4 separate regions of the Mus musculus genome follow, and all the other regions are linked to region 1. A link is a loop called in an ENCODE intact Hi-C map of the cell type or tissue named here. Cell type or tissue: left cerebral cortex. All regions are shown on one strand.

Region 1 (8,000 bases):
GAAGTGTCATATTTAAATTATTTTTATATTCATACCTTCCCATTTTCTATTCTACTTATTTATTTTAAAAAGAGAGTGGTATAATAAATAGCACTTCTGCCTCAAATTGCATTTTTGCCTTCCATCATGTGTTAAATATTAGAATGCCAAAAACGTCATTGAAGTATATGAACATAAAATAAACCTGAGTTGTCAATTTTATTATAAAAGAACTGCCTATTGTTTGACTTAAACAGTGATCTCTCATAGCTATTTAAAATACAATTCAATTAAGTTTATAGGAGGTTTCCTAAGAATAAATCTTTTCTTTAATATACAATATAACTGAAGTTGAGGCTTTTTTTAAAGCATGAATCTTATAAAACCTGTTATCCAGGTGTGATTTGGAGGTAACTAATCCAAAATATCCTTTGAAGCTCGTTGTGGTGGCACATACATGTAATCTCAGCACTCCAGAGGCTGAGGCAAGAGAATCACAAGTTTGAGGCCAACCAAGGCTATACAATAAAACCCTACCTCAAAAAAAAAAAAAAAAAAAAAAAAAAAAAAAAAGCCAAAAACTCCTCCAACAATCAGAATATCAAGTCCGTGGGCTTCGTTCCCAGCAGGAGGCCTAACAGCGGCAGTAGCGGCATCCAGACACCTCAGACAAGCTCGGCAACCCTGAAACAGACCACTAAGGCAGCAGAGCCCAACTCCCAGGCGACAGAAACAGCATGGTGTGTGCCAGCATCATAGCCTCTGTTTGCCTTAGAGCCCCAAACTTCTAAGCACTGTGCTTTCTCTCACCATTATAGAACATTCAAGCGTTCTCTGGAGTAAGAAGGAAACATGAACTCTGCACCATCCACCTCCTCATGCCACGGAGCCTTCCTCACACGTCCAGACTACCTGGATTACTCAGCCATGACAGTCCTTCACCTGTCATTTTCCACATCCCTCTGAGACAAATCATCACAGAAACTGTAACCACAGCTCTGTGACCCCATCCCAAAAATGAATAGCAGTTCCTTTAGTTTCATTTCCTACTTCTTACGTTGCTGTGTTGCTGTTGATGGTGACAGTTTGCTTGATTAGATCCTTATGAGTAGAGTGATTGATTAATTGATTGATTGACTGACTGATTGATGATTGATTGATCGATTGAAAGGTTTCTCACATAGGTCTGCCTCCTGTGCTCCCTCCCTTCTTCCCTCACTCCTTCTCTTCCCATCCCTTTCTTTTTTCCCTTGTAATCTTTTGTTGAAAAGAGTGAGCACTTTTTCTGTAATGAGCATTTTTGTCTGTAAGGTTTCCCAGCCCAGATTTTGCTAATCCAATTCCTGAAGTGTCATTAACACACTTTTGTGTACCTGTGTGTTGTGTGTATTCGTGATGAGATCTAGTGTCTTGACCGGTTTCAGAATTAGATTTTCTTCAGAGCCTATTTTATGGCCTGTACGTGGATGCCTACCAGGAGTTCATAAAAATCTGATTATCCCTCTGATTCATTTGCGTCTAAAAGCAAATAATGCTTTTGGTTTTTAAATTTCTATTTTTCCTTCTGTGTGCATGCATGCCTGTCTGTATGTGCACAGCATGCTTACGGGTTCTATGGAGGCCAGAAGAGGGCACTGGAAACCTTGGAGCTGTAGTTACAGGGATTGTGAGCCACCTGATATGTGTGCTAAGAACTGAATCAGGTATCTCTCTCCACAAGAGCAGTAAGAGCTCTTAAGCACTGCACCATCTCTGGAGCCCCTACAAATCATTTTAACTATTGAGAACTTCATACTCTAGTGAACTCCCATAAAGTTAAAATTCAATTTTCAATTACATTGTTTGCCTGAAGCTTTCTAAGAATATATTGTATACATTGTATGTTTTATATAGACATAGCTGGATTTTAGATTTTAGTTATAAAGCTTGTTATTCAGATTCCATAGTCGTAGGAAGAAAGTTGCTGTTAAAAGTGTTTGCATTTGGAGTGAGGGTATGACACGGGACCTCTGTATCCATAAGTCACCTTGCACATCTCTCCCAGCTCATGGGCATTCAGGTCATCAGAAGCGCCTGACTTTTAAAAGCATCTTTAAGCAGTGCTTAAAGCACCATTAAACTTAAAAACAAGAGTCGTTAGAATCTTCAGCCAACATCAGTGGCTTCTAGGAATACAGTTGAAATTTTAAGGTAATTCTTATACCCGGGACAGAAGACTTTACTTTCATAGTCCTAATATTTGAAATGTTTGCCAGTAACAGATTTCCTTCCTTTTTTTGTATTTTAGGACATTTTTCTAAAGGTGTAAATAACTTTATTCATAACTGAAAATATAGTACTGAACATATAAACATGAAAACACGGGTAATTCTTGCAGTGGGGCTGTCCTGCATTGAACGGTTTAACAGCATCCTGACCTTCACCCACTCAGAACCTGTAACATTCCTCTTACCATGAGAATCAAAACTGTCTGCTTACATTTTATTACATGTCCCCAAAGCAAAGTTAATCTCAATTGAAAGAGTGGGATTGGATGTAGGATGGGGAGGCAGGAAGGACAAAGACAAGAATTAATCACTCTTGCCTTAGTCCAGTCATCACTGATGTTCCCTTCATAGCACAAGAGTGAAGGCATTAGGTCGGAGACCTCCGTTAACATGTGTGCTTGACTGTCTGCCCAGTTGACACTGAGGTGAAGGAAGGGGACACCTATGTGCTTGCTTGTTGAGGTTCCTGTTCTCCTGGGCATTGCTTTCCTGCTTGTCCTGCAGATTGATTACTTCAACAACCAGATCATTGTGGACCTCGTGGAGCAGCAGCACAAAGGCATCATTGCAATCCTGGATGACGCGTGTATGAATGTTGGCAAAGTCACTGACGGAATGTTCCTTGAGGCCCTTAACAGTAAATTGGGCAAACATGGTCATTTTTCCAGCCGAAAGGTAATAAGACCTTCCTCTTATCTTGAGCTATAAGACTTTTGCTTATTGTTTGGCAGGGCAACGTTGCTTTATAATAGGTTAAAAGAATGTACAGTCAAATAAAGGGGAAAGGCCTGATTAATAATGTATCTCTCTGTGAGTTCTGCTTCTCTGATACAGTGGTGAGGTTGACAGAATTATAGTATCCAGGAGAGGGAGCTACAGACTAAGGCATTTGCTAGATGCAGGAAAAATGAACAGGATTCTTTAAAAGCATGATGTCATTTGTAGCCAATAGATGCTGAGTACTTGTCCATGTGCTAGAATTTTATGCCTGCATCTGATAGCTCTGCATAAGAAATTGCTTTTGTCCTTGACTTTCCACCACAGTCCTCAGTGACAAAATATGGAGTGTGTTCTGACTGCATTCTTCAGACCCTGGGACCTGCTTAAAAATGAGAGATTTTAGCTGCAGTCATGGTTGTTATGGAGAAATGCATTCTTTTAGTATATTGAGTAAACTTCCAAGTCTCCATTTTTTACAATCTAAAAATGTCACAAATAAACCACATTTGTACAATAATTGGTAGGAGTTGTGGTTCACAGACTCTTGTGCGAGACCTTATATATGCAGTATGCTCATCAATTGTGTTTGTTTAGAAGTCTGTGTTGGGGAGGGACACCTCGTCATCACCCCAGGCTTCCTCACAAATGCAAGCTTGTTCAGGAACCAGACGCTGCCAGGAAAACATGCCTTGTTCCTTCCCATCTAGAAAGAAATGGGCAGCAGTTTTGTTTCTCTGTAAGTCTGCAGCACATTGCCACTGCTGCATGAATAAATCTACTTCCTAACTCCGTCCCCTTGGAATTATGTAATCTTAATGGAGAACTTCCACCATTAACTATAAATAGGGTGTGAATCATCTGCAAATTGATTATTAACTGACACTTATCTCAGGGCTGTTACTTGTAGCTACAAGCTGGTCTTCAGCTAATGCATTTAGAACCTAGGTCTCTTCAGCCAGTTCCCACTTAGACCCAAACGTCTGATTAAGCACCTCTTGTTTAAGCAGGTCTAGTCCTCAGAGGTGGGCACAAAACTGTACAAAATGGAAAGTAACCCTAGTCTCAGTGAGACATTTAGGGGGTACCTTTATCTAGGCAAATGGCGGACTGTAAGGGAGTTTAGAGATATCATCACAGGTTGTGGAGATTCATCTACTGATGTACCCTCTGGATACTAGACAGTCGGTATTGGTGAAATTATATTGATTTATCATACCAAATGAATCTTTCTTAAATTGTTTATATTTAAATAGATATCTGTAAGTCCCAAAAGTGACACCCCAAATTATTATTCTATCTTTTGCCATTCAGCCATTTATATAGCTGAATTAAGTAAATCAGTCAGGCAAAAAAAATTTTTTTTTCATTTTACTTTATGGGTATGAGCATTTGGCCTGCATGAATGTACACCATGTGCATACAGTCCCCTAAAAGGCCAGGAGTGGGAAGGAGGACTTGAACCCAGTTCCTCTGGAAGTGCTCTTAACCACTGAGCCATCCATCTAATCCTTCAAGTATTTTTGAAATGTAATCTCACTTTCTTTCTTTTTTGAGATGGACTCTAGCTCTGTGTTGCTCAGACTGGCCTCAGACCTCAGGGCTGTACTGAGCCTCAGCCACGCAAGTGTCTAATGCTGGCACTGCATGCCAACACACTAAGCTGTAATCTCTCCTTAAGGCAACTGAACATCTTGTGTTTAAACACTTGCTACTGTTTTGATAGGAAATCCTAATAGTAATAGTAATTGATTGCTTTCTCTTTTATTTATTTATCTCCTTCTTTGTTACTGGTTTTGGTGGAAGTCCCAGTTTCCCAACAGACCAAGTACCTACTTCTTTTTCCTCCTCCCTCAGTATCCCATGGATAAATACTGAAATGAAATATTTAAAGTATATTCTTTGGGGAATTTGTGTATATGTGGTATGTGTCTATGTCTGTATGTAAGCATATATGGAGGTCAGAGGTCAATGTCCTATATCTTCTCTATTGCTCTCCAACTTTTAAAAAATAATTTACATTTATTTATGTGTTTGGGTGTGTGCATGCATATGCATGCCTTGACACACATGTGAAAGTCAGAGGACAACGTGCAGGAGTTCATTCTCTCCACCATGTAACTTCCAAGGATCAAACTCGGGCTCTGTGGCAAGCCTCTTTACCCACTGAGCCATCCCACTAACCTAGTTTATTTTGTGAGACAAGGTCTCTCCCTGAGCCTGGACCTCCCTGATAGAGCTATCAGGTATCCTCCTGTCTCTGCCCTACTAGCACTAGGATTACAGGCATCACTGTACCCAATTATAGTATGTAATTGCTAAGGATCCAAATCAAGTCCTCATGTATATGCTGCAAGCGCTATACCAACTGAGCCATCCCTCATCTTCTGAGGAATTTTACCTAATAAGGAAAGAAATGAAATAGCCAAGCTGTCAAGATGTTTAAATCACCTCATACCTTTTAGTTAAATAATTCCATTGGGTTGTATGTTGAGCCAGGTATCATTTGTTACTGCTAACTGATCAGACAGACTTACTGGCTTATTAAATAAAAGATTGGTGACTTTTATTTGGGGCTAAAAATCTTCCTTTTGATTTAAAAGTAACATGGAGAAGCAGTCACATGATCTAAACAACTATAAAATATTTTAAAATAAAAAGCTAAAACAAGTATATAACAGTACAAGAAAAAGTTAATGGATTTATGTGTGTGTGTGAGAGAGAGAGAGAGAGAGTGTGTGTGTGTGTGTTGAGGACAATCACAGCTTTGTGTTTTATACAAATGTAAGAATGGATCATAATTTGAGTCTTATTCCTTCAGGAATTTTACAAATTAAAGAATATTTCAAAAGGGCGGAGGTGAGGGGAAAGAGTGTAGAGAGAGTGCTCGGCAGTTAAGAGTGCAGACTGGCCTTGTGCAGACCCCAGCACCCATGTCAAGAACCTTACAACTGCCTTAGCTCCAGAGCCAGGACATCCAAGAGCCCCTTCTGGCCTCTGAAGGAACCCACACTCACACTGCATAAACCCCCGTAGACACAATTAAAAATAAAAGTGCAGCTTTGAGAGCTCTGGAGGAGGATATATTTTGGAGACACCTTTACACTAGATGCCTTGGACTCCAGATTTATTTAACTTTCTACCTTCTCAGATAAATAACTATTGAAAGAGAGTAAGCCTCTGACTTCCTATAATTCGTCATTTGTGAACCTCTTAGACACTGTTCCTTTAGCGTCTGAAGCCTGCTAACCGGGACAGGATTCTGTGCTGTAGGGCACTGTCATCTCAGTGGTACCAGTATTGCAGTTCTAAGTGGTACTGTGTAGAATTTTACTTATCTGCTGTCTTGGCTCTACTGTAGCAAAGAAAGTTGGAGGAAGTCATGAAGAAATCCAGTGACATATAAAGCCTGCCATTTACAGAGTAGCCCCTGTCGGTGATAAACTGTATACAGCACTCAACTCTGGGAAGAGCACCTAAGCTGGAGTCCAGCTCAGCAGGCAGATGAACCACGACACTGGATGCACGAACACGTGGCCCTTTCTGTTTCCTGGAGCCTTTCAGGGATACCACTTACTAGCAATTTGATGTAGTGTTATCTGTCTACCTCACTGAGCCTCAACATGTATGTGAGAGAAACACTGTTATGCTCTAAGAGTAGATTATATGGACTGTGATATGTGTGTGCCTCACAGATAGTAAGCCTTCAGTGTGATCCTCCCAAGTGGAACTTGGAAGAGAAAGATCCAAGCATCAGAAGATGATAGCACGGCAATGTCTGTTTCTCAGAAAGCCATACTTCATCCATTGTTTGTCTGCCCCACCTGCTAGGGACCATCCTTTACATCCAACTAAATAAAGGGCATCATTTGCCAACCTCTCACCACACTAGGTATGGGATAACCACAGTTCATATGCATTGTCTAGACCTAGCCATTTGCCCAGATCGACTATTAGAGCAGCCAGCAAATGGGGACTAGCTGTGTTCTGCATGAATCTCTGCCAAAAGCCTGTACCTTGTCAGCCGTGGATTTAAACAAACCCCACAGAATGGGATCTTATTTAGGTATTGTAATTTGTTATGTTTGGTCATATTAAGTTAGAATGCACTTTTAGAAGTTGAAAATGCCTTTTTTCAGATTTATGTCCTTTATCTCATAGACCTGTGCCTCAGACAAAATCCTGGAGTTTGATCGGGACTTTCGAATCCGTCATTATGCGGGTGACGTGGTGTAAGTATCTTACTCTGGTGCCTAGCATGATAATTTGCATGCAGCCTGTCTTCAGGAAATAAGACTAGGAAACTATCAGTCATTTTTCTTTTTATGTGTGTGTGGAGGCGGGAGGAGAGGTCATTTTGTAGATGAGCGAGCGTATTTTAGTCTTTTGGTTTGAGGAAAGTGCCATAGCTTCATTTCTTCCTTGCTTCTCAGACATTTGGTTTGAGTGTATATTGTGTGACAATATGCACTTCCTGGTGTGGTTGGAACTCAGTAAAAATTAACTAGTGTATCACTTGCCTTGGGTCTACAGTAGACACACGGATAAGATGGGTGCTGCCCATAAGAAGCCAGCAGAATAGTGAATACAAGTAGATACATCTACGTCACAGGAAGGGAGGGAAGGTCTTAGCTGCAGAGACATTATGGGAGCAGTGAGGAGTCTGGAGAAGTCTCGTTGGAGGAGGCAGTGTGCAAGTTTCGCACCGTTAAGTGAAAGCCTGGAGATAGGAGAGTAGAGAGTGAGGGGCCAGGAACTGCAGAGCACCCAGTGTCTGCAGGGCTACAGCAACTGTGCACACAGAAGCAGTTTTACTCTATTATTGTCAGATAATGTTTAAAAAGAGAATTCTTATTTTTAACTGTTTATTGCCTTACAATAAAAATAGCAAATGACATGAAGTACCAAGTGGTGTGAAAATTATCTCGCTATGTTAGGGTTCAGGTGCTCCTGTATCAGACTGTCACAAGCCGGTGGCTTAAAGCAGCAGCCACCTAGGCGAGGGAATGTAGCTTAGTGGTGAAATGCTTGCCTGGC
Region 2 (8,000 bases), 55 kb after region 1:
AGACAGTGCTCTCTCCAAAGGTGGTGAAGGAAATCAGTCTCCTACCTCTTGTGGCTTCTGATAGCTTCCACCAGTGTGTGGCTTGTGGGAACATCACTCCAATCTCTATTCTTGCATCTGCCCTCATGGAAACAGTGCTGTCTGCTCCTGTACCTCAGGTCTCCCACTGCCACCGTCTTGTGAATTATGGGACTGCATTTAGGCTCCAGCCAGATAATCCAGGATATTCAACCTGTGTTAAAAGCTTTAATCATATAAACTCTTGGACTATTTATTGCCATTAAAATATGTAGCGTATTAATATCAACAACCTCTTAAAAGGTCTGCCTATAAATATTGTATAATTTCTTTGGTCAGAAACATCTGGGCTAAGTTGCGTCACCTGAGTCAATATTTTCTTCAGTGCTGTTTAGCAAACCAACTGTCTTTGGTCTATTTACCTAACAAATAATTTACAGAATGGTTTTCACTTGTAGAGTCATGTGCGGGGTTCTTCGCTATTCTTCAGGAACCCTGTCTAGCAAAACTAGAGGGAAAACCTGAGATTCATCTCTCTTAAGAGAGAGTGGGATCTAGTGGGTAAGTAACCCCTGACCTCTGCAGTCTGCAGTGGGGAGTGTTTGTGCTCCTCTCGGAACAGACAAGCAACACGGAGGTGTTTTTCAGTTGCATGTGCCTCCTAAGTGAAAAACAGAAAATAAGTCATTGTAATTGGCACAGTAGAAACCTCCCTGGGTGGTGGTGTTCTGAAAAGAAACGGCAGCTTCCCACCAGGCATGCGCTCTCCGATTTCCTGTCAACCGCAGTATATGAAACAGAAAAGGTGAGAGAAATGATCACCACACAGTGGCCAGTGGGATGTACAACCCAGAGAGCTTAAAATATACCTATGTCAGCCTTGTCTTCTCAGGCCTCTCTATGAAAAGAACACGATCCTATAATCCACACATAGCACCAACCTGCATGTAGGTGAGACTGGTCCAACTCCAGGTACAAGAAGAAACAAATTCTGTTATAGTCACTAAGTTCTAGGGTAGTGCAATAGGCTGAATAATGGACTCTAAAAGATGTCTTCTTTCTAATCCCTGAAACCTGTTACCTCAGTTGGGAGGAAAGTTTGCTTCTGCACATGCACTCTGTTTCCATTTTTATTGGATATTTCCAAATGTAAAGAAAGTCGAGATTCTTTTTTTTCTTTTCTTTTTTCTTTATTTTTTTATTAGATATTTTCTTTATATACATTTCAAATGCTATCCTGAAAGTTCCCTATACCCTCCCTCCTCCCTGCTTACACAGGTTCAAATGAGAGAATCTCAGAATCCATGGCCCTTTGGAAGGACAGAGACCTGCTGGGTCACCTCTCCAGAGGGGTGTGAGTGAGAAATTCTCACAGCAGCTGTAATAACGCTGGGGCTTTGTTCATGGCCATGTCTTCTCATGAAACCTCTACCAAAAGCATCAGAGAGCTAGCTAATATAGTCTAACCCAAAAATGGCTTCTTTTTTGGAATCAGAACTTTTAAATAAGTTTAATATATTGTCTTAGTTAGGGTTTTACTGCTGTGAACAGACACCATGACCAAGGCAAGTCTTATAAAAAACAACATTTAATTGGAGCTGGCTTACAGGTTCAGAGGTTCAGTCTATTATCATCAAGGTGAGAGCATGGCAGTATCCAGGCAGGCATGGCACAGGAGGAGCTGAGAGTTCTATGTCTTCATCCAAAGGCTGCTAGTGGAAGACAACTAGGGTGAGGATCTTATACCCACACCCACAGTGACACACCCATTCCAACCAGGTCACACCTATTCCAACAAGGCCACACCTTCAGATGATGCCACTTCCTGGTCCAAGGATATACAAACCATCACATATATATATTTTAATTTTATAAACTTTATTTTTAAAAACTTGAAAATAAAAAATTCATACACTCCTATATATGAAAAAAGAATATGAGCTGGTGAGATGATGGCTCAGCAGTTAAAAGCACTGACTGCTCTTCCGGAGGTCATGAGTTCAAATCCCAGCAACCACATGGTGGCTCACAACCATCCATAATGAGAAACAAATTTAAAAAAAAAAAAAAAAAAAAAAAAAAAAAACAACAACAAAAAACCCTAGGTCAGAGCAAGCAGGGCCCGGAGTGAGCGGGACCTGGAGTAAGTAGAAGTAAGGGGGGGTGGGGGGAAGAAGAAAAAAAGAATACATAATTTAAAAAAATATATAATCCTAAGAATAGAAGTTCACTGAATCATATAAACTTTAGGTCTAGTCAATAACTTTGGTATATGATGTGATGTTATTAATTACAGTTTTATTAATTTCAAAACCAGTATAGAACTAGTAAATAATTTTTGTTATTTTGGTTTTACAGAAACCAAACAACAGAAGTCTAGTCTCCCCCACAGTCTCATCCTCTTTATTCAAGTGTTAAAAGGAATTTTCTCATAGGCCCTGTGAAGGCAGGAAAAATTACACAGTAGAGCTCGTGGCTTCCTCCTCAGTCATTTCTCTACAAAAGGGAGAATAGAGGTCTGCATTTTCCTTAGTCACTTGATGAATGACACTTGAGCACTGAATTTTGCCCCCACCCAAAATAATAGTTCTTTATTAAAATCCTAAAACTGAAATGAACAGGTAGGTAAGCAAGCACTTAATTTAGAATCTCTGCATTCTATACTGGGAACCAGCTTAAGGTAAAGATTTTGTGTTTTGAACGAAATCCTTCTGCTGGGAAAGCAATGTTCAACGAGACTCAGACTTTTCCATTTGTCACTATGTCAGGGGCCAGTGGTCTTTCAAGTTGATGTTTGTCTATGCTAGACTGCTCTAGAGCATGCTGTTAGACTGCTCTAGAACTGTGGCTATCAACATTGCTGTTGAAGTTCTCCATTGCTGAAGACCATGACTGCTGCCAAGTCTCTACTGTCCTGAACGTTTGTTTCTGAGTGGTTTGGCTCTTCCTCACGGCTGTGTGACGGGGTGAATTTTTCTTTCTGTGTTCTGCTAACCACACAGTTACTGGGCCCTCCCTGCAGGTCAGACTCTCATGACCTTTTCTCAGACAAGCAACTCTCATGTATAATAAATGCATTTGTTTTATTCAGACCAATAATGATTCATTCACCATCAGGCACTCTTTGAAAATCCAGTCCTGAATGAAGCAGAAATAGATCTTGTCTTTGTGGAATATACCTTCTGGCCAAGAAGTGAAGCAAAAGGTGTGAACAAAGAAATAACTTCAGCTTATGTAACGCTGTGGAGGAAGGTCCCTCGGGACCAGGATGCATGGAGCCAGGATGCTCTGCAAAGACCTCTCTAAGGAGAGCTGACCCTAGGACTAGATCAAAGAGAACAGGGAATGGACCAGAGAAACACTGAAGCAAAGCCTGCAAAGCAAGACGAGCATCTGAAGGCCTTCCCTGCAGCCTGCTGGCTGGGTCTGCCCGCCCACCACCTTGCACATGGCTGTTCCTTCAAGGCTCAGTGCAGCAGGGCTTATCTCCACACAGGGTGTCAGCTGGAGCCTGGGTTTGGATTTAGTTCTCTGTAAGGACACCTGAGGGCGGCTATGAGGGAGTTCCATGAAATATTCATCACAAGCAGTCAAGAGGGGTGAGAAAAAAGAGAGAGGTAGATTTTGATGATCCTAATGTAATTCTCAGGATCACAAACAGAAATGGCTATAGGCAATTTAGTGCTGGGGTTTATTAGAAAGGCCGTCTGAACTGGAGGTAGGTGTTCCTGACTTTGCATGAAACTCCTGGCTTGGCTGGTGTGTTGACTGGCAGACTCTCCACTATAGCTTAAGTCTTCTATAGTCAAATAACTGTATTATGTGGGTGCACACATCTGTGTATCTGTTCATATCAGTTCATCTCCCTGCCTGTTTCCCAGTGACTTCCTTTTCCTCAGCGGCTTTTACATCTGTTTCACAGAGATTTCTCATGGTAATTTGATATTAACCCTTCTTAGTCCCTGACCAGAAGGAGCCTATTAGCATCCTGCCCACTCACCGATTATGCCCATCTGCTGTACCTGACAACTAATTTGCATTCCAAAGAATCTAGAGCTCTTATGGGCATGCCACACTTTTAAATCATATATAATCTGTAGAATGCACCCTACTAACTGCCATTCCTGGTGTGAGCATGAGAGAAAAGAAAGCCCTGGTTGTAAGCCCTTTCATCCCTGTGTAGCTTGTATCTTAAGAAAAGCATAAAAATTATTTTATGGACATATACTTGATTTTTAGACTAGGAACAGCATTTCTAAATATAGCAGCAACCAGAGAATTGAGAAAAGCAGATGTTGACAGCTGTTCCTGCCCCAAACTTAACACTCTTAATTCTCAAAGTATATCGCTACACAGAAACAGAAAGTGCAGTTCACATTGGCACAGAGAATACTACCTTCTTGCTCCGTCTGGCGCCCCCTCATGGTTGTAAGATTGGAACTAGCAACTTCAGCAACCTGGCTTACTGTTTCAGAGAGACACTGCTAAATCCTTGGGCAGTTTCAGAAGACACAGGAGTGGCGTTTTGTTTTGTCTTAGTTTTCCTCAGAAACACTGAGTAAAATTCTTGTCATATTTTATTTTCATGAACTAATAACTATATCAAAGTTGTCGTAAAGGGCAAAGTGTAGTCTCAGGAAATATAAAAGACTAGCTGGTTTTCTATACAAAAACTTCTGCAAAATTTTACTATGTAAAATTCTAAGTACAGGATGGCTTTTTTTTTTTTTTAAAAAGATGAAGAAACATGAAGAAACAGTTTAAAAAAAAAAAAAGTCAAGCCAGGCATGGTGCTGCAAGCCTGTTATTCCATCATTCAAGAAGTGGGGGCAGGGGGATTCTGAGCTGGAGGCCAGCTGGGACTACACAAGGAGACCTTATCTGAAAACATTGGGTGGGAGGATGCTGGGGAATTTTTTGGTAGTTTGTGAGGATCAGAGTTCGGATTTCCAGGACCCATGTAAAATGCTAAGAAGTTGGGTAGGGTACCTGTAACTCCAGCCGCTGAAGGCAGAAGGTAAGAGCAAGCTCACTAGGGAAACTAGCCGCATCAGTAAGCTCTGGGTTTGATTGAGGGACCTTGCTCCAATGAATGGGTTAGAAGAACATTAAGGATGATTCTCTGCATGAACACAGGATGAGTACCAGTGCACTGTTTTCCATCGCCTCCTAGGCCATGGCAAGAGAGACCTTTGAGATAACGTGTATGTGTTATCAGGAGCTGTTGGGGTCGGTGGTAGATTCCCTAGATGGTCAGCTTTCCAGGGAAGAACCTGAAGCCTCTCCCTGCAGAGCCGGCCAGGGAGCTGTCCACCTCGCCAGTGCTGGATTCCCGAGCAGCAACCTTGCTCTGCAGTATTGGACACTTTATACAGTTGGAGCCTTTTAAAGGGGTTTGTAGTAAAACAATACTGAAAGACATGGTGGCATACACCTTTAATCCCAACACTCAGGAGACAGAGGCAAGTGGATCTCTGTCAGTTCTAAAGCAGCTAGAGCTACATAGTGAGACTCCATGTTGAAAAAGAACTAAAGTCAAGAAGTAGGCTTCATGACACTTTCAATCAAATATATTGTGTATTTTGACCGCATTCACTATTTCCCCCTTCTGCCCTCCTCCCTACTCATTTCCATCCTTGTCCCAAATAGGCCCTTCTACATCCGTGTGTGTGTGTGTGTGTGTGTGTGTGTGTGTGTAATGTGGGATCCACATTGTATTTTTGTGAGTCTGGTTTATTTCACTTAGCATGTGATCTCCAGTTTCATTCATTTTCCTGCCATCATCCTGAGTGAGGTAACACATTCACAAAGGAACTCACACAATATGTACTCACTGATAAGTGGATATTAGCCCCAAACCTAGGATACCCAAGATATAAGATACAATTTGCTAAACACATGAAACTCAAGAAGAATGAAGACTGAAGTGTGGACACTATGCCCCTCCTTAGAATTGGGAACAAAACACCCATGGAAGGAGTTACAGAGACAAAGTTTGGAGCTGAGATGAAAGGATGGACCATGTAGAGACTGCCATATCCAGGGATCCACCCCATAATCAGCATCCAAACGCTGACACCATTGCATACACTAGCAAGATTTTATCGAAAGGACCCAGATGTAGCTGTCTCTTGTGAGACTATGCCGGGGCCTAGCAAACACAGAAGTGGATGCTCACAGTCAGCTAATGGATGGATCAGAGGGCTCCCAATGGAGGAGCTAGAGAAAGAACCCAAGGAGCTAAAGGGATCTGCAACCCTATAGGTGGAACAACATTATGAACTAACCAGTACCCCGGAGCTCTTGACTCTAGCTGCATATGTATCAAAAGATGGCCTAGTCGGCCATCACTGGAAAGAGAGGCGCATTGGACACACAAACTTTATATGCCCCAGTACAGGGGAACGCCAGGGCCAAAAAGGGGGAGTGGGTGGGTAGGGGAGTGGGGGTGGGTGGGTATGGGGGACTTTTGGTATAGCATTGGAAATGTAAATGAGCTAAATACCTAATTAAAAAAAAAAGAGATCATCTCATTCTTCGTGATAGACTAGAATTCCATGTGTGTCTACACCATGTTCTGTGGCTGTGGACAGTAGGTTGATTTTGTGTCTCTACTACTAAGGATAATGCCTCAGTGAACAGAAGCAGGCATCACTGTAGCCTGCTAACTTAGAAGTTAGGTTTTTTAAGAAGTTAGTTGTTTCCAGGTACCTCAGGAATACTGAATCTTTCTTAAGCTAACCCAGGTATCTTGTTTTTCCTTTGTGCTCCCTCCAGAAGACACATGTACCACACAGGCTTATTGAATGAAATAAGACCCCCACTGCTTCTAGGAACATTTTATAAGTCAGAAAAGATTGAAAGAGAAAATAATCTAAATGCCAGTGTTTTATAAAGATACGAGGTATTTCCCAACTAATAGAGTAATAAAAATATAACTTATATTTAGATGTGGAAGCTTAAGTTGCCAGAAAGATAATTAGTATTATTGCTGGAGTCTAACTCTGATACCTCTAGGTATATAGTAAGTGTTGTTTGTTCTTTTTCCTATTAAAAACAAGTTATTGTTGATGAATATTTAGTATCTCATTGGACCTGTATGCTAAGAAGTAAAATAATTACCAATTTCAAATATCATATTGTTCCAAAATGGTGTTCATAGTTAATTCTTAGTTAACTTTCTAAGAGTACTAAGTAGAAATTGCTCAGCCAATATTTAGTGTACTTTTTTCTTTTTTTTTTTAGTGTACTTTTTCTATATTACAAAAATTTGAGTCATATATTTTCATTTATCAAAGCTATTTGCCAAAGTGAACTTTCACTCTCTTATGAAAACTCGTCTTCTGATGTATAATTCCTCACAGCAATCCATTGGTAAATAATGAAAACAGCCCTAAGTAACAAAACGAAACAAAAATCCCTTTATAACTATAAGTTAAGCTTGTCAGCAAACCCTGATGTGCCTTTGTGGTAAGTGCCATCATAGCTGCAGTGTGTAAGTCCCTCTTCGTGTCTGCCTCTATCTTACCATAACACTGTGAACCTTTTCTCATGAAATCAGAACAAGGTTGTGTTCGTGCTGTAGAAAGAGAGCGAGTCAGTTGAGACATGGTGATTTGGGGACTGCCTGTCTTTACGTGAAGAGTGTAGACTAGGCTGTATTTGAAACCAGCACTCCTGTTGACTGTCAAGAAAGCTCAGGTCTCGTTCTCAGAAGGAAATCAAATGAAGGGCACTGCCCTGCATAGGGTCACTGGCTCCCAGTTGTGATCAGTTCTTGGAGTTAGAGCAGCCTGAGATACTGTTTCCGTATGTACTGTAAGCTGCAGAGTACAAAACATCCGCCTGTCTGGACCACTAAGAGAATTAATGAGATGCTGTGTGTAAATCACCTTACTCAGAGGCCAGCACAGGCCTGGCACTCTCTCCTTCCCTCTGTCTGCCAGCTGATGAGTCCAGTCTGTCTTACGTGAAGGACTAGG
Region 3 (8,000 bases), 240 kb after region 1:
ACAATATGCAAAACTCCCAGGTACCAAAGAAGTAGCCTTAGGAAGGCACTATTATTTAATGTCTTATTCATTCTACATCAGAAAAAATGTGAGTCACTTGGGATAAAAAATCTGCAACCATTTTTCAAGTGAAGGGCCTAAAGTCGCTCACTCTCTTTAAATATACCAAAGCAAGTCAATGAAGTTGCTGAAGACTGCTGCTGTAGACATGTAAGGAAATACAGTAAGAACTCAAAAACAAGGAACAAATCACAAATCACCATATCTCAACAAAAACAGGACTTTCCCTCACCTATAAAATAAAATTCTACACTTTTCTGCTTCAAAGTTGAAGATCAACAAGTTGTCAGGAAAATAAAGCTGAATTCCACACAAATGAACTGGGTGTTAAATATAGTCTTGTGTTCTGAGAGACACTCCATCTGGTGTTGCAGACACAGCATTATAGGTATAACTCATTTGTAAGACTTACCAGCAGCTTGTCCAGTCTTCGCCAGGAGAGAACCCAGTTCAAGGATGCTCTGCTCTTTGACCTGGACTGCCTCCTCATCATTTTCTTGAATGTCACGTTTCACTAAGAAAAGAAAATGAACTCTTAAAATTATGATTAAAAAAATGAAGCGGGGGTGGGTGGGTATGGGGGACTTTTGGTATAGCATTGGAAATGTAAATGAGCTAAATACCTAATAAAAAATGGAAAAAAAATAAAAAATTAAAAATTAAAAAAAAATGAAGCAAGGGAAAAGTCACCCTTATAAGACCATTATGAACTCTAGCCTATTTCCAAATGAAACCAGCAAATAAGGACTTAAAAAAAAAAAAACCTTTAGAGTAGAATGACCAACTATCTAAAGAATATGCCTCATATTAATAGTTAAAAAGAATAGATTTTTCACTTTAAGTAGGCCTTAACATGCCTATGTATTTTCGTATCACAAACTAAAATCAAATTATAAAGTTATTGATAACTGTAAAGCAAGTCTTTCAACAAACTTTAGGTCTATAGAAAGTTTTGGCTGAAGGACATATCAAGAATAAACAATTCTAAGCCGGGCGTGGTGGCGCACGACTTTAATCCCAGCACTCGGGAGGCAGAGGCAGGCGGATTTCTGAGTTCGAGGCCAGCCTGGTCTACAAAGTGAGTTCCAGGACAGCCAGGGCTACATGGAGAAACCCTGTCTCGAAAAACCAAAAAAGGGCTGGTGAGATGGCTCAGTGTGTAAGAGCACCCGACTGCTCTTCTGAAGGTCCAGAGTTCAAATCCCAGCAACCACATGGTGGCTCACAACCATCTGTAACAAGATCTGACGCCCTCTTCTGGAGTGTCTGAAGACAGCTACAGTGTACTTACATATAATAAATAAATAAATCTTAAAAAAAAAAAAAAGAAAAACCAAAAAAATAAAATAAAATAAAAAACAATTCTATAACTCCCTCCTAGAGAAATTCCTATCAAAGCTTCAGTGTGATACGAAGAGTTACTCACTTAGGACAGACGGCTGCCTCATGATGGATTCAGGTCCTGTTAAAGTAACTTTTTAATCTGTCCCACTTTCAACTGTTAATAATTATTCAACTGCTTGACCCTGTAACAGCCTTTCCCAAGTTTGCTGTGCTTATTTTGGTGACCATGACTAGTTAACAATGCTCTAAAAAAGCATCATGACTTGACAAAATCCAAGATTTTGATACTCATGATGGAGTCCGGAAAAAGTAATGCTGTCACCCACCATGACTCAAGCTTACTCTAACAGGGGAGCTGGCAGGGGACTCTTAGTATAATGAGCAACCACTCCTTTTTTTTGTTTTGTTTTTCTTTTTATAGTATCTGTATTTTACTTTTCTTTAGAGGGTTGTTTTTTTTTCCCTTATTTGTTTGGTAGTTTCATTTGGAAAATAGGTTAAGGTTCATAAAGGGTCTGATAAAGGTGAAATACTCTAATGGCAATGTTTATTAGTAATTTCTACTTTCTGAAAGGCAAACAAATCAGGCACTATGCACAAAAAACTTTTATGCTCCGCAGATTATTAAATATTAAAGTGTGATCTAAATATTAAAGTGTGATCACAGAAAAATGTCTTTGTAAAAACATCCGATGGCTATGGTACTCTGCTCTAAAACGGACACTATCAGAACTTCGAAATGAAACTCTTCATGATTCCTTCACAATGCACTGTGCTCTCTCGTCTCCTCTCCTTTCTAGTATTCCCAGAGTCAAGAACTTCAAGCTGTTGACAGTGTCCTTTCTTGGTACAAGTCTTGTGTACAGAAATTCAAGACTCAGCAACTCAGTTAAGTCAACATAAGCATCAACATCCTGGCAGTCCCTCATATACCTGCATTCACCAACAACTTGTTGATCCAATCCGAATCTCCCAGGCTACATTTGAAAGCTCACGCCGGGCGGGCATAGTGGCACACGCCTTTAACGCCAGCACTTGGGAGGCAGAGACAGGCGGATTTCTGAGTTCAAGGCCAGCCTGGTCTACAAAGTAAGTTTCAGGACAGCCAGGGCTACATGGAGAAAATCTGTCTCAAAAAACCAAAAAAAAAAAAAAAAAAAAAAACCTCACATTACCACAGGAGGAAGCTCATTCTCTAACTGAACCCTTAAGGAATGAATATTAAAAGGCCTTCTCTGCCATCAACCACTTATTTCTATTTACACCTGAATCCCAGTAGAAAGCGACCGGCTGGAGGTTCCTACTTCAACTTTCCTGTTGCCCTACGGTTTAAGACAATCACGCTATGGTATTAAAATTTTTCTTTTTCTCCAGCAATGTGCGGCCCGCCGGTCCCAAAAAGTTCCCTGAACGACAGCCTCTCAGAACTCAGAACTAAACTTCAACCCCTACTGGGAAAAATGAGTCACCTCCTCTGTCCCGGCGGTCCCACTCGGACGACACTTCAGCTCACAAGCTACACCGGTCAAATACCAATCTTAAGCGTGTGGCACCCCTCAACTTCCCACACCCAGAAAGTGGCCCTCTGCTGCCGGCGGCTGCGGCTGAGGGCTGGCTGTAAGCGACAGCTCCCAGCGTCCCGGAAGAAAACTCCAAGAGAAGCGCTCGCGCTCCCACCCGGAGCAACCTGTGCTGATAACAACGGCGGGAAATGTCAGTCCTGCGCGGCAGTCGCCCGGACCTCTCAACAACACACTCTCCGACCCGTCTGTCCCGGGCCGCCACTCTCAGCCCCCGGCCAGCTCGCGCGGGCCACAATCGGGGACCCTTGAGGGGTAGCGAACCTGGCCCGGCCCGCTCGCCACGCTGCGCTGCGCTGCGCCCACCGTGAGTCAGCAGGCAGCAGGTGGACGGGCCGGCTGCCTAGGGGCTTCCCGCCCGATTGGAAGCCATGGGGCTCCTGGGGTCCCCGAGCGGCCTGCGCCCCCAGCCCGGCCCCCCTCACACACAGTGAGTCAGCAGCACCATAGCCGGCTAGCCCGGCCCCTCTCCGCCGCCTCCGACCCACACAGGCCGCGCCGGGACGGCGGAGCCGCGGGGACGGCGCCAGGCCCTTTACCGATGGAGTGGAGGATGTCGATGGAGGCCTCCCGGTCGGTGCTGAGTAGAGACTGGGCTCTCTGGAACTCCACCACCGCTGCGGCCGCCATCTTACCGCTCTCACACCGTCCCCGGCCGCGGCCGCCGACGCCGGAAACACACACCCGGAAGACCCGCCCTCGCGTTCCTACCAGAAGACCCCGCCTCCCTTCTCCGAGCACCCCGGGAGTTGTAGTCTCTCTGCCCCGTGGGTGGCCCAGGAGCGTCCCGCAAGCGACAAACGAGCTCCCCCATCGCCATCTCGCGGCCATCTGAAGAGACAAACCGAAATTAATCCCCACCACTCCAAAAGAGGCTGAGTACTCAAGGAAAGCTGCTTGGCTGTTTGTATAGTATCCCCGTGTAACCAGTCACTCATAGCGATAGATGATCTTTCAAATTGCCTATTATGTGGCAGGAATAGCACCGTTCAGATTCATTCAGATGTTTTGCAGGGAGGACACATACACACACTCCCTTCCAGGACGGAAGAAATCGCCAATGTAAAAGAACACTGTCTTTCACAAATAGCCATTCCATCATCGGACAGAGCTTCACATTGTGGATTGAAAGTCATCTTTGACCCAATCATTCAATCTAAATAGTTCTTGAGATTCACATTTGACTCATACCAGCTTTCCAGCTCAACAATAGAACAAAATTTTCCTCCCGTATCTCCAATTCCTTCAACTGTAATAGGATATCTGTGAAGATATCAAGGGAAAGGGGAAAAAAGCATGTTTCTTATCACTAAGGATCAACCTAAAGATGTTGCTAAACCTATACAGAGGGAGACCTTCTAAGTTGATGACAATCTGGAAATTAAATAGCTGTGCTGTATAAAAAACTAAGTAGAACCAACATTATACTCCTCTATGACTGGACTAATCAATCTCTATACCTGTCTCCTTTCATTTGTCCAACAATACTCAACAAGAGTCTTTGAAAAAATATTTAATTAATACCTAAGGAAACTGAAGGGAATAAAGTGACTGACAGAACTGAGACCTGGTAGGAAAGACATTCCCACCCTTTGCATTTTCTAATGAAATCTGGGTAATATCCCACCATGCTGGTAACAGAAGTCCTGACTTTGTTGTGTCACGTGAACTAAACTGGCTTCCAAATTCTCCCAACTCTGAAATTCCATGAACTTCGGTGTAATGCTGTGATCATCCCCCCCCCCCCACACACACACACACACACACTCACCCAAGAAGTCATTCCTTCTTTCTCAATCTGATGGAGAGCTAATGAGACTATACTGAATTCATTTGTTGTTGTAGTTTTTAAGTTTTTACTTCTATGTCTGTCTGTCTGTGGGAACTCACATGCCATGGCATGCACATGGAGAAGGGAACTCTTGCAGAAGTCAGTACTCACAATCATGGCCAGCCCAGAGATTGAACTCAGGGACTCATGTTTGGCAGCAAGCACCCTTATCTGTGCCCTCTTCCCTTCTCCTCTCCCAGGTGCTAGAATTAAAGGCACTTCCAGCTTCTGTCTCTTTTTTTTTTTTTTTTTTTTTTTGGTTTTTTGAGACAGGGTTTCTCTGTATAGCCCTGGCTGTCCTGGAACTCACTTTGTAGATCAGGCTGGCCTCGAACTCAGAAATCCGCCTGCCTCTGCCTCCCAAGTGCTGGGATTAAAGGCGTGTGCCACCACAACCAGTCTCCAGCTTCTGTATCTTTTCTTTCTCTCTTTCTTTCTCTCTTTCTTCCTTTCTTTCTTTCTTTCTTTCTTTCTTTTTTGTTGTTGTTTTGTTTTGTTTGTTTGCTTGTTTGTTTGTTTGTTTTTCGAGACAGGGTTTCTCTGTGTAGCCCTGGCTATCCTGGAACTCACTCTGTAGACCAGATGGCCTCGAACTCAGAAATCTGCCTGCCTCTGCCTCCCGAGTGCTGGGATTAAAGGCGTGTGCCACCACACCCGGCCTCTGTATCTTTTCTTAACCAATTCAATTGTATCATCATCCTGAATGTACAATTTAAGAACAACAGGCTTTGGAAATGCTACTTTTGTTCCAAACTCTAGGCGGGGTACTAGTAGATGGTGACTTCTGTAGACTCCTACTCACTTTGATCTTTAGCGTTCCTATCTGAATAACAGGGATAAGAGGGGCTAGAGAGATGGCTCAGCGGTTAAGAGCACTGACTGCTCTTCCTAAGATCCTGAGTTCAATACCCAGCAACCACATGGTGGCTCACAAGCATGTGTAATGAGATCTGATGCCCTCTTCTGGTATGTCTAAAAACAACTACAATGTACTTATATAAATATAATAAATAAATCTTTCTTTTTTTTTTTCCTCGAGACAGGGTTTCTCTGTGTAGCTCTGGCTGTCCTGGAGCTCATTCTGTAGACCAGGCTGGCCTTGAACTCAGAAATCCGCCTGCCTCTGCCTCCCCAGTGCTAGGATTAAAGGCGTCCACCATGCCCGGCTCCTAAATAAATCTTTTAAAACAACAACAACAACAATAACAACAACAAACCGCTAGGCGGTGTGTGGCGCACGCCTTTAATCCCAGCACTCGGGAGGCAGAGGCAGGCGGATTGAGGCAGAGGCAGGCAGATTTCTGAGTTCGAGGCCAGCCTGGTCTACAGTAGAGTGAGTTCCAGGACAGAGGACAGCCAGGGCTATGCAGAGAAATCCTGTCTCGAAAAAACAAACAAACAAACAAAAAAAAAAAAAAAACAGCAATTTTCAGGACTGTTAAGATGTTAAAAAAAAAAAAAAACCTCATACCCGCATTCTTACAGTTGTCCTTTGTTCGTCGTAATTTCAGCTTTGTACCCTCTCTACATGTTGTATTTAGTCTTCAGCGCTTGTGAGCCTCTGGTTGGGATCTCCTGGTGCTCCACAGTGTACCTCGAACTCTGTTCCACACATCTCAGCACTCAGCACTCTCCTGCTGCCAGCTCTGCTCAGTTCTCGTTTTTTATTTTTTATTTTCTCTTCTTCCCTACTCCCCATCACTCTCACTTTTTCCCTTTATAGCCCTTGGTTTTCAACTCAAAGAACAGCACACAGAGATGCTTTCTGAATCATTCCTTTAAAAGTGATGTTTTACGCCTGCAGTTCAGTAAGCAGCCCATCATTCTCTTTACTTCCTTCCTTTAGAGGGCGCCTTTTCTGCCTGACAGTCGGCATTCCTACTCCTACTCATGGACTTAAACATGGCAACCATATCAGAGCCTGACAGTGGTGGAGCACACGCCTTTAATCCCAGCACTAGTGGGCTGAAGAGATGGCCCAGCGGTTAAGAACACTGACTGCTGAGATGATCCTGAGTTCAACTTTCAGCAACCACATGGTGGCTCACAACCATCTGTAATGGATCTAATGCCCTCTTCTGGTGTGTCTGAGGACTGTAACAGTGTACTCACATATAAAATAAGCCTCCTCCTTGTCTACACAGAGTGTTCCAGGCTACACTGTGAGACCCTGCTAAGAAAGAGAGAGAGAGAGAGAGAGAGAGAGAGAGAGAGAGAGAGAGAGAGAGAGGAAGAAGAAGAGAGAAGAGAAGAGAAGAGAAGAGAAGAGGAGAGGAGAGGAGAAGAGAAGAGAAGAGAAGAGAAGAGAAGAGAAGAGAAGGAGGAAGGAAGGAAGGGTGGGTGGGGGATGTGCTCCTGAGTGCAGGTAGTAATGGAGCTCATGAAAGCGAGCCTAGAACCTCTAGAGTTGGAGTTACAGTAGTCATGAGCCACAGACAAGGGAGCTAGAACGAACCAAGAACCAAACTCAGGTCATCTGAAAGAGCACTTCACATGCTTAACTATGTCACCAGCTCCCCAAATATCTTCTAACTCTTCCTGTGACATCAGGGAAAGAGGTTCCCTGTGTAGATAATGTCTACAGTGGCTTCCTCACCACAACTACCTCTAACAAGTTCTTATCTTTAAAAATATATATATGGCACAGCTGTCTGTGAACAGGCTTTGGGTTCCTTACACTTGTTTTTATTCTGGGTCTGTACAACAGCTGTTTGGACTTTTACTGGTTCTCCATTGAAGGTATAATGGAAGATACAAAATTACATCTCAAAACAGCTTGACTTTACTTGAATAACAAAGCATATGGTGTGTAGACTGGATACAATCAGAATGATGTAAATAAATGATTGGCTCAGAAAAACCAAACCCCAATCTCAGCATCACCATGGAAACAACCATGTCTCCCTTTACCTTTTTTAATCCCAAAATAATCTCTCAATCTCTCTCTCTCTCTCTCTCCCTCTCTCTCTCTCTCCCTCTCTCTCTCTCCTCTCTCTCTCCTCTCTCTCTCTCGGTTTTTGAGACAGGGTTTCTCTGTGTAGCCCTGGCTGTCCTGGAACTCACTCTGTAGACCAGGCTAGCCTAGAACTTAGAAATCTGCCTGCCTCTGCCTCCCGAGTGCTGGGAATTACCCCAGGCCCTGAAGCTCCGGAGCCACCCCCTAAGCATGCAGCTCTGAAGAGTGA
Region 4 (8,000 bases), 200 kb after region 1:
AGAGAACACTTGTGTGAAATAGTGTGGGTCGGCATTGATCTGCAGCATCTTGGAGCTCATGAGGTTGATAACTGAGAGGCAACGGTCCCAAAAGGCTTCCTTACAGCTCTCTACCAGGAAGGGCTTGAGCGGGTAGGAGATCTCATTGCCCATGTAGGAATAGGAGAGGTACAGACAGGTCAGCAGGACAGCCTGGAGCTCATGGTCGGAGCCCACCTCAGAGGAGATGACATCCCTGCAGAGCATGTAGAGGAAGACCACATTGGCCGGTGTGATGAAACCCTGGTCCTGCCAGCCCTGCAGAAGCAGGGAGCGGTCCACGCTGCGCAGCCAGAGCACGGGGTCCGTTGGGGACAAGTGCTTCAGGCGGTAGCACCGGCGGCAGAGAAACTCACCCAGGCAGCGCAGCAGCTCACTAGTGGACGCCTGGACGATGACCCGTTTGGGTGTCCCTGCAGAGGTGATGGCAGGGTGCGGGGCCTTCTTGACAGAAGAGGAGACCCCAGTCTGGGAGCCAGAAAGCTGGCTGGCTGGGGGTGCGGGCGGCTGAGCCGGCGGGGGCTGGGCGAATGTGGACAGGTTGGCACAGGACAGCGACTTCTTCAGGTTCTCATTGTTGAGATGCGCGATGTTGCTCTGGTAGCTGCTGTTGGGCTGCGCCTTCTTGGAGTTCTTCTTCTTCGCTGACACCGCCACGATCCTCTTCCAAGGCAGCACCGAGATGATGGAGTGCCGCTTCAGGTTCTTGTCCTTGGCGTTCTTGCTGTTCTGCACGGCCGTGTAGTGGCCCACGGTGGCCGCGCCATCCTCAAACAGTGTGGCCTTCCGATAGCTGGGGGATAGGGACAGCACCGTGCCCATGGTGCCACTGCGCGCCCGGCAGGGGCCGGCACCCCCGCGCGCCCAGCCTGCCGGCTGGAGGGGGGTAAAGGCTTACCGAGCCTGTAGCGGCCGCAGAGAGAAAGGAGGCGCTCCCGGGACACGACGCGTTTAGTCCTGCGGATCTGCGTGGAAAACAAGATGGTTCTCAGCCCCGGGCGGGGCTCCACGCCGCGCCCCTCCGCTCGCACTTCCGAGGCCCGAACCCCCGGGCTGCGGCCCCGTCGAGCCCCAGCCTGTGCTTCCACTGCGGCACCGGTCAAAGAGCCGCAGTGGCCTCCGCAGCAGGAATCCAACCAGGCCGCGCACACGGCCCCGGTCCGCGCAGGCTTACCCGCAGTCAGGCAGGCTCCCGCGGCAGGCGCAGCCGCTGCGTCCCAGGCCCTCCGCAATGCGCGCCGCGGCCCGGGTGCTCGACTCGGCGCGGCGGCGGCTCCCTGCTTCTGTCCAAGGTTCTGCAGACGCCGCGGCCCCGCCCCCGCCCGGCCCCCGCCTGCGTCTCCGCCGCGAGCCCGCCGGCCCCGCCCCGCCCCGCCCCGGCGCGCGCCTTGCAAGCCGCCTCTCCGGATCGCGCGCGCGGTCCACACGCCCGCTCGGTCTCGCCGCCAGGTCGCCGCCACTCGCGTCCCTCAGCGCGAGCGGCGCACGGTGGCGCCTCTAGTGGGCGCGCCCATTACGGGACACGGCGCGGGCGGCGGGAACGCGCGAAGCCGGGTCTCCACCTGGAAGGTGCCTGCGCCGCGCGCGGAGCCCGGCCTCGTGAGCTCCGGCGCCGCGCAGCGGAGCTCTCCAGGCGGGAGGGCGGGCGGGAGGGCGAGGGGGCGGGCGGGGCGGAGGGCGGGCCCCGCCCAGACACGTGCTGCCTTTGTTCCCGCCGCGGCCCCCTTGGCAGAGGCTGCGGGCGGTGCGGAGAGCTGGCCCGGGCGCTGGAGAAAGGAAGAGCCGCAATCAGCATCAGCGTAAAAGCCCGGCACCCATTAAGACTCTAGGAAAGCCAGGCCAGAAGGATGAGGGCGGCCTAGAGATCCTATCACGGAGGCTGTCAAAATTGAAGCTGCTGCGCCTTTAGGCCAGTTTCTTATTTGCCCATTTTAAAACTTGATGACAGTAAAATTGCAAGAAAATCTGGTTCTGACTACCGACACATAGTTCACAATCAGCCTCCATGTCCTTCACAAAGGCCACTGCCGAATTACAAGTCATTCATTCTGGACTGGTTCTGGAGACCCAAATTGTCAAATAAGCCAACCTGTATCTTAACTCAGACTCCCAACTCCGAACCTGAGAGAATTCCTGAAAACACCCAAAACAAGAATCTTGTTGAGGTCATTAGGCTTAAGTACTTCCAGGTTAGGGACCAGGGTGACCAGAGAGGTAAGTGCCCTGCCCTGTTACCACCCCACCCCACCCCCCAAAAAAAGTTTTTCCAGGACCTTACCAAGCACACAGGATGGCTAGCTTCGCTGTGGCCCCTTCCTAACAATGTTTCTCATAGAACAGAGTGGTACCTGCTATTACTAGAACACAGCACCTGACACTGGGTAACCTATAAACGAAATAATGAAGTGTTAGCTCACAGCTCTGGAGTATGGTCCAGAGCCAGTAGTAGGACGTGCTGTGGTGAGGATGGAGACTTCAACTCAAACCGGGAAGGGGGAGAGTAAATAATTACATTGGGGGACGGGGAATGAAGGCCAGTGTCACACTGGCTTTCTAACAACTCTGCTCAAAATTAATCCATGACTTGGAACCTTTCCTTGAGACACAGGCCGCCAGCACCTTGCCATCCTCCTGCTTCAATGTTCAGTTAGGATTCAGGCATGAGCCACCATACCAGCTCCAACGAAAACCCTCTCCAAGAGCGCTCTCAACACTGACACTGAGACCGAGCCTCAAGGGTCAGACTCAACCCCCTAGCTGCTCTTCAGTAGGGCGGCCCTGGGTCTCTTCCTTTTCATCATAGTAGGCTGTAAGCCATCTTCCTAAGGCCTTTCAGACCAGCTCCCCCAATGTTTCTTCTACCTGGAAAGGCAACCGCTAAAAACCAGCCTCTGAGCTGACTTCATGCTTATGGTCCCCTTCAAATTCCAGGATTAAGCAAAAGTTAAATGTGTTCTACTTCCCTAATTATACACAGCCCTCCAAAGGCAGAGATCCACCCATTAGAAAGACCCGGGCCTGCTGTTGCCTGCAACTGAATTCCAGCTTTTACAATTCAATCCTAGAGGTCACGGGCCTTCTCCAGCACGGCCACATGCGTGTTCTCTCTTGTCTTCTGTCTGGCCAACCCTACCCCATTACCTTCGAAAACCTCTGCCAACTACCCCAGCCTCCTCGTGTTTGCAGAACAGAAGCAGGATGGCACTACCATACTACATGCTGAGGTGAGAGGTTGTCAGGAACCCTACTCACCTAGGCCACGCCTGGTACGCTTGCTTCACGGAAGCAGTCAGGGCAGCGGAACTCCCAACAGTGGCTAGTTTTTGGGCAGAAAGCCTAAGAGCCTGGCAAAGAGCAAAAGCTCACTTCTTTCATGTGCTTACATAGGCTTCCTTCCAACAGAAGGTGTCGCCCAGGTTAAAGAACGCAGATTAAAGGCCCACCGCAAAACCTGGATTAAAGGCATGGGTCTTCTCACCTCAAGATACAAGTCAGAGCTCCCAAAAATAAACAAACAAAAGCAATCCCTTACTGATGTGCCCTCCATATTTGAATTTTAGTTAATTGCAGAGGTAGTCAAGTTAACAACCAAGAGTAACCATCACACAAGGCACCACAGTGCCCTGCCCACTCAACCCCACCTCTGCCTCCCACACCCAGAGAAACAATCTGTCCAACATGGCAGAATCAAGAGGAGCCCAGAAGGCAGAGCCAGCTGAGTGTTGCAGGGTGTTTTCTTCCCAGTACTCACATAGATCCAGGAAGATGTCTAGTTTTCACTGTCAGCCAGCCTACTTCCTCCCAAGCCTATCTCTAGCTGACTTGCAAAGAGGGATGTCCATGCTACACCTCAGTAGACATCTGCTCCACACATACCACTTCCCACTCTGGCCCAACGACAGAAGGCCAAAGGACTAGCTGGCTACATGGTGCACAAAGGGTTCAACCTGGAGCTACAGAACCCTGGTTCTTGAGGAAGTCTTCCTTGGAGGGCACAGAGCAGCATCTAGTGGCTCTTCTGAGCAACACAGATTACATAACCAGCACCCAGCAGGGCACCAGAGCAGCCCTCTTGACGGCTGCTCTCAACACCAGTCTCACTAATGAACAAGAAAGCCCCAGTCCCTTGAAGGCTAGTACCTAAAAAGAGGCTCTCGGCTAGACAGCCAGAATCAGGCCAGCCTTGGGGGCTGTGTGAGGTGGGGGGAGAGAACCAGGCTAGCTGTAGGAGACCTGGGAAGGGACACTGTGGTACAACCCATGATGGTTTAGTGCAGCACAGTCCAGAAGTACCCGAGAGCCACATGAGTGATGTGCTATTTCCTAGTAATTACATTTAAAAAGAACAAGTGAAATTTCTTAACATTTATTTATGTATGTGAGTACACTATTGCTCTCTTCAGACACCCCAGAGGAGGGCATCAGATCCCATTACAGATTGTTGTCAGTTACCAAGTGCTTGCTGGGAATTGAACTCAGGACCTCTGGAAGAGCAGTCGGTGCTCTTAACCTCTAAGCCATCTCTCCAGCCCCCAGAACAAGTGAATTTTATATTGGCCCCAAACAACCCCAATACATATATAAAAATTAGTAGGATGCTTTACACTTTTTTTCATTCTAAGCCTTTAAAAGACAGTTTGTGGTTACACATCTGAACTAGCCTCACCTCAGGGGCCTGACAGCAGCATTGGGGCTGCTATCCTGAGCCAAAGATAGGTCCCTCAGAAGCCCACGCTTGGGTTCCGAGGGCGGTGAAAGGAGCTGCTATTGAAGAGCACACAAGCACACAACAGCATGCTGGCCGCCAGGACTCCGCACCTTCACTCCTGCAAACCCTCAGGAACAACCTGAAGACTACGGCCCATTCCCCAAGTCCTCACAGCCACCCTGCCCCAAAAGACAACTGAACTCCATTTCTGACGCCACTCCTCAGTTCAACTTCCCTTTCAAATATGGACACCCAGAATGGCTACAAGGACTCCTAGTAGGCAGTGAGGTAAGATAGCTCTGGCCAAGCCAGAAAAGGCTTTATGGAGCACCTGAACTTGTTTGGAAACCCTCCAGCACTCAAGAAAGGACACCTTTTGAAAAAAAAAATTATTTTATTGGAACTCATCTGAACATCAGATATACCTGGTGTTGGTCAGCAAGAACCGTTTGTACATTTGATAATGATGGTGCCAAAACCAAAACAGGGACTGGACATGATGGGGAGAGAGGAGGGTTGAGAACAAAAACCTGATTTTGAAAAGGAAAATAAAAGCCAGTCAGATTCAGTGAAGATGCAAAACCTGGTACAACAAAATCCTTTTACAAAATAGAAATTTATTACCAAAACCTGGAAGGATAATCTGAGAAAGGTTCTAAAGAATGAGAAAGAGGCCAGCAGGAAGGAGGCGGGAGATGGGCGGAGGGAGGGAGGGAGGGAGGGAGGGAGGGAGGGAGGGAGGGAGGGGACAGGGACAAAGCACAGTGGGCACAGCAAAGGTGCAGGCGCTTACCTGCCCACAAGGCATCAAAGCCTGCTGCTAGGTAACTGCACCAAAAACAGAGCATGCTAAAACAGCGCCACCCTGTCTGTCACCCTTTCAAGAGGCAGAGAAAGACACTGGGAAGGAGACATGAGGGTGCTTCAAATGCAACAAGGAAAATTAATATTTTTTAATTAAAAAAAAAAAAACACCCCAGTCTCATTCCTAATGTTCACTATTTAAAAAGGAAAAAAAAAAAAAAAAAAAGAACCCAACCAAATCCATCTGACAGCAGGAAAGAGTGGGAGAGGGAAGCAGCAGATGGAGTTTAGACAGCTCAACTCCTCTAGAGGAAAAGAGAAAGGACATGGCTGAGAGGAAAGAGGAGAGGAAAGCAAAGAGGGTGGAGAGGGATGGTTAAAACACTGAGTCTAATCTAGTTACAGTGTTAAAAAAAGCCACATGCACAGCAGGCCCCCGAGGGCTGTGGGCCCTCACTGCTCCCCGTGTGGCCATGGTGGACACTAGCTCCTGGACTTCTTTCCGTTTTTTCACAGGTCGGAGCCGAGCATGTACTGCGGCGGCAGCACAGCGGACCCTTCAGCTAGTTTGCTGGAGCCAATGTCAGAGAGGGAAGGGTGGACAGGCCAGATGGCAGGGGAAAACACCAAACGCCTCATTTCAAATGAAAAGGAAAACAGCAGTCTATACATAGTTGTTTGTTTTGGTTCAGTACAAACAGAATAAAAAGTCGTTGCTTTTGATGGTCAGCAAACACCCAATTCTGAAGAGGAGGAGAGGTGGCGCCCAGCAGGTGGGTGAGGATCCCCAGTGGTTGGCAGGGTGCCTGGCTTTGCGGCCCTCTCCCAGGAGGCAGAGAGCACAGCTTTAGGTAGTGTAAGCCTTTTTCCTTTTATTTAGAATCTTTTTTTTTCTTTTTCTTTTTTTTTAAGCAATTTCCCCATTCCCGTGTTGGCCAGTACGGATTACATGAGAACTGGCCGCCTATCGCTGGATACAGATGCACCAATGAGGGTTAAAAACTTTCCGAGCGAAAAGTGGAACAGAAAGAAAAGAATCTCCTAGCATTTCCCCAAGGGTTCACTCTCCCGCCACACACACTCTCCAAAGGACCGCTACAGATCCAACTCTGCAAGAGAAGACAGAGCAGTGTCAATCGGGAAAGCCGTGAGGACCAGACGGTGTTCAGTGTCGACAGGCAGAGGACAGTGCTGCCTGACCCTGGCCCCAGGGCCAGCACTCACCTATGTCAGCTTCTTGGCTTTGCTGTAGAGGGAGTCCACTACTTTACTCATGTTCTGAATAGTTTCCAGAGCAGCTTCATAAGTTTTATCTACTGGGGGTTCATCGAAAATGATCAGGACACCCTCCCCCTGGTCCAAAATCCCTGAAAGAAACACAGTGACAAACCAGGTGGAAGGAGGTATTAGATAGTAACAATAGGACCCACTCCCTAGCCTCATTTTCTCCCAACTTTTCACAGCACGCCTTTCTATTTACTCTCTTCTTTATAAAAAAAAAAAAAAAAAGGTCCTTTAGGGGGCTGGAGAGATGGCTCAGCGGTTAAGAGCACTGACTGCTCTTCCGAAGGTCCCAAGTTCAAATCCCAGCAACCACATGGTGGCTCACAACCATCCATAATGAGATCTGATGCCCTCTTCTGGGGTGTCTGAAGATAGCTACAATGTATTTACATGTAATAAATAAATAAATAAATAAATAAATAAATAAATAAATGAATGAATCTTTTTTTTTAAAGAGGGTCCTTTATTATTTTAATTTCTCTCTCTCTCTCTCTCTCTCTCTCTCTCTCTCTCTCTGTGTGTGTGTGTGTGTGTGTGTGTGTGCGTGCGTGTGTCCCTGTATGAGGATACATAGTACATGTGTATTGCAAGAAACCTCGGACGCCAGAAGAGGGTGTCAAATCCTCTTAAACTAGAGTTTACAGGAAGTTGTGAGTTGCTATATAGATGCTGGAAACTGAACCTGGGTCTGTAAGAGCAGTTAAACGGCCTAACCGCCGAGCCATCTCTCTCCACTCCCTTACACATTCTTCAAAGGGAGGGTTACAAGAAACCATCTGAAGAGAAACTCAGCCCATTTTAAAGATACACACCCTTCAAATTCTAACCAGCTCCTGGCCTACGTGACCTTTACTCACCATGAAACTTCTTGTCAAGAATCATCTGTGATAATTTTCTTTCCACGTCGGCCTAAAATTGAAGTACATAATTAAAGACACCAATAGTCACTGATCAGAGATCAGCCTAACATGAAAGTTAAAGACTCTTATAAGAAATGGACTGGAGCAAAATACCAACAACACAACTGTAGCCCGGAGCCCAAGTTCTGTTCCCAGAGAGGGGCCAGCCCCTCTGCACCTTTCCCTACTCCCACCTCTAACAGGCCTGAGAACTTACCTTGGAGAGTTTGATGAGGCTAGATATGTGTTCAATCTAAAAGGAAAAG

Evidence for each region. Hi-C counts contacts between places; a loop is a spot of excess contacts. Peaks named below come from ENCODE experiments on the same cell type or tissue, not always from the same donor. Only the 100,000 strongest peaks of a DNase experiment are listed, where the experiment ranks them.
Region 2: it touches region 1 in a loop (4-fold over the local background); 9 of 42 quality-filtered maps call a loop at or near these places.
Region 3: a loop joins it to region 1, with 11 times the contacts of the local background. A loop is called at or near these places in 20 of 42 quality-filtered maps.
Region 4: a loop joins it to region 1, with 9 times the contacts of the local background. A loop is called at or near these places in 19 of 42 quality-filtered maps.

What each region holds. Positions count from the first base shown.
Region 1 is chr11:80,665,770-80,673,769 of GRCm38, reverse strand. Myo1d (myosin ID) reads left to right here. Exons shown (of 22, transcript NM_177390.3): 11 at 2,751-2,921; 12 at 7,125-7,195. The region is part of intron 2 of Gm38907 (a long non-coding RNA gene); the gene reads right to left. Among named protein-coding and RNA genes, the nearest start is that of Gm38907, 51 kb to the right of the region's middle. In left cerebral cortex, a CTCF peak has its summit at 3,105 (motif pointing right); DNase peaks (open chromatin) are centred at 3,167, 3,607 and 7,563; H3K27ac peaks cover 2,058 bases.
Region 2 is chr11:80,611,051-80,619,050 of GRCm38, reverse strand. All of the region lies in intron 16 of Myo1d (myosin ID), which reads left to right. Gm38907 (a long non-coding RNA gene) reads right to left here and starts at 255. Exons shown (of 3, transcript XR_880037.2): 1 at 46-255. In left cerebral cortex, CTCF peaks have their summits at 3,543 (motif pointing right) and 4,437 (motif pointing left); DNase peaks (open chromatin) are centred at 3,506 and 4,425; H3K27ac peaks cover 2,179 bases.
Region 3 is chr11:80,424,279-80,432,278 of GRCm38, reverse strand. Psmd11 (proteasome (prosome, macropain) 26S subunit, non-ATPase, 11) reads right to left here and starts at 3,664. Exons shown (of 14, transcript NM_178616.3): 1 at 3,524-3,664; 2 at 473-574. The coding sequence starts at 3,614. In left cerebral cortex, CTCF peaks have their summits at 1,271 (motif pointing left), 3,803 (motif pointing left), 5,756 (motif pointing left) and 6,777; DNase peaks (open chromatin) are centred at 3,067, 3,735 and 5,756; H3K4me3 peaks cover 2,111 bases; H3K27ac peaks cover 1,190 bases.
Region 4 is chr11:80,470,370-80,478,369 of GRCm38, reverse strand. It overlaps Psmd11 (proteasome (prosome, macropain) 26S subunit, non-ATPase, 11), which reads right to left. Exons shown (of 14, transcript NM_178616.3): 11 at 7,952-7,987; 12 at 7,693-7,744; 13 at 6,776-6,918; 14 at 6,237-6,660. The coding sequence ends at 6,776. It overlaps Cdk5r1 (cyclin-dependent kinase 5, regulatory subunit 1 (p35)), which reads right to left and starts at 1,347. Exons shown (of 1, transcript NM_009871.3): 1 at 1-1,347. The coding sequence starts at 861. In left cerebral cortex, CTCF peaks have their summits at 1,544, 4,037, 6,029 and 7,176 (motif pointing left); DNase peaks (open chromatin) are centred at 5,588, 5,917, 6,314, 6,653 and 6 more places; H3K4me3 peaks cover 1,934 bases; H3K27ac peaks cover 5,484 bases.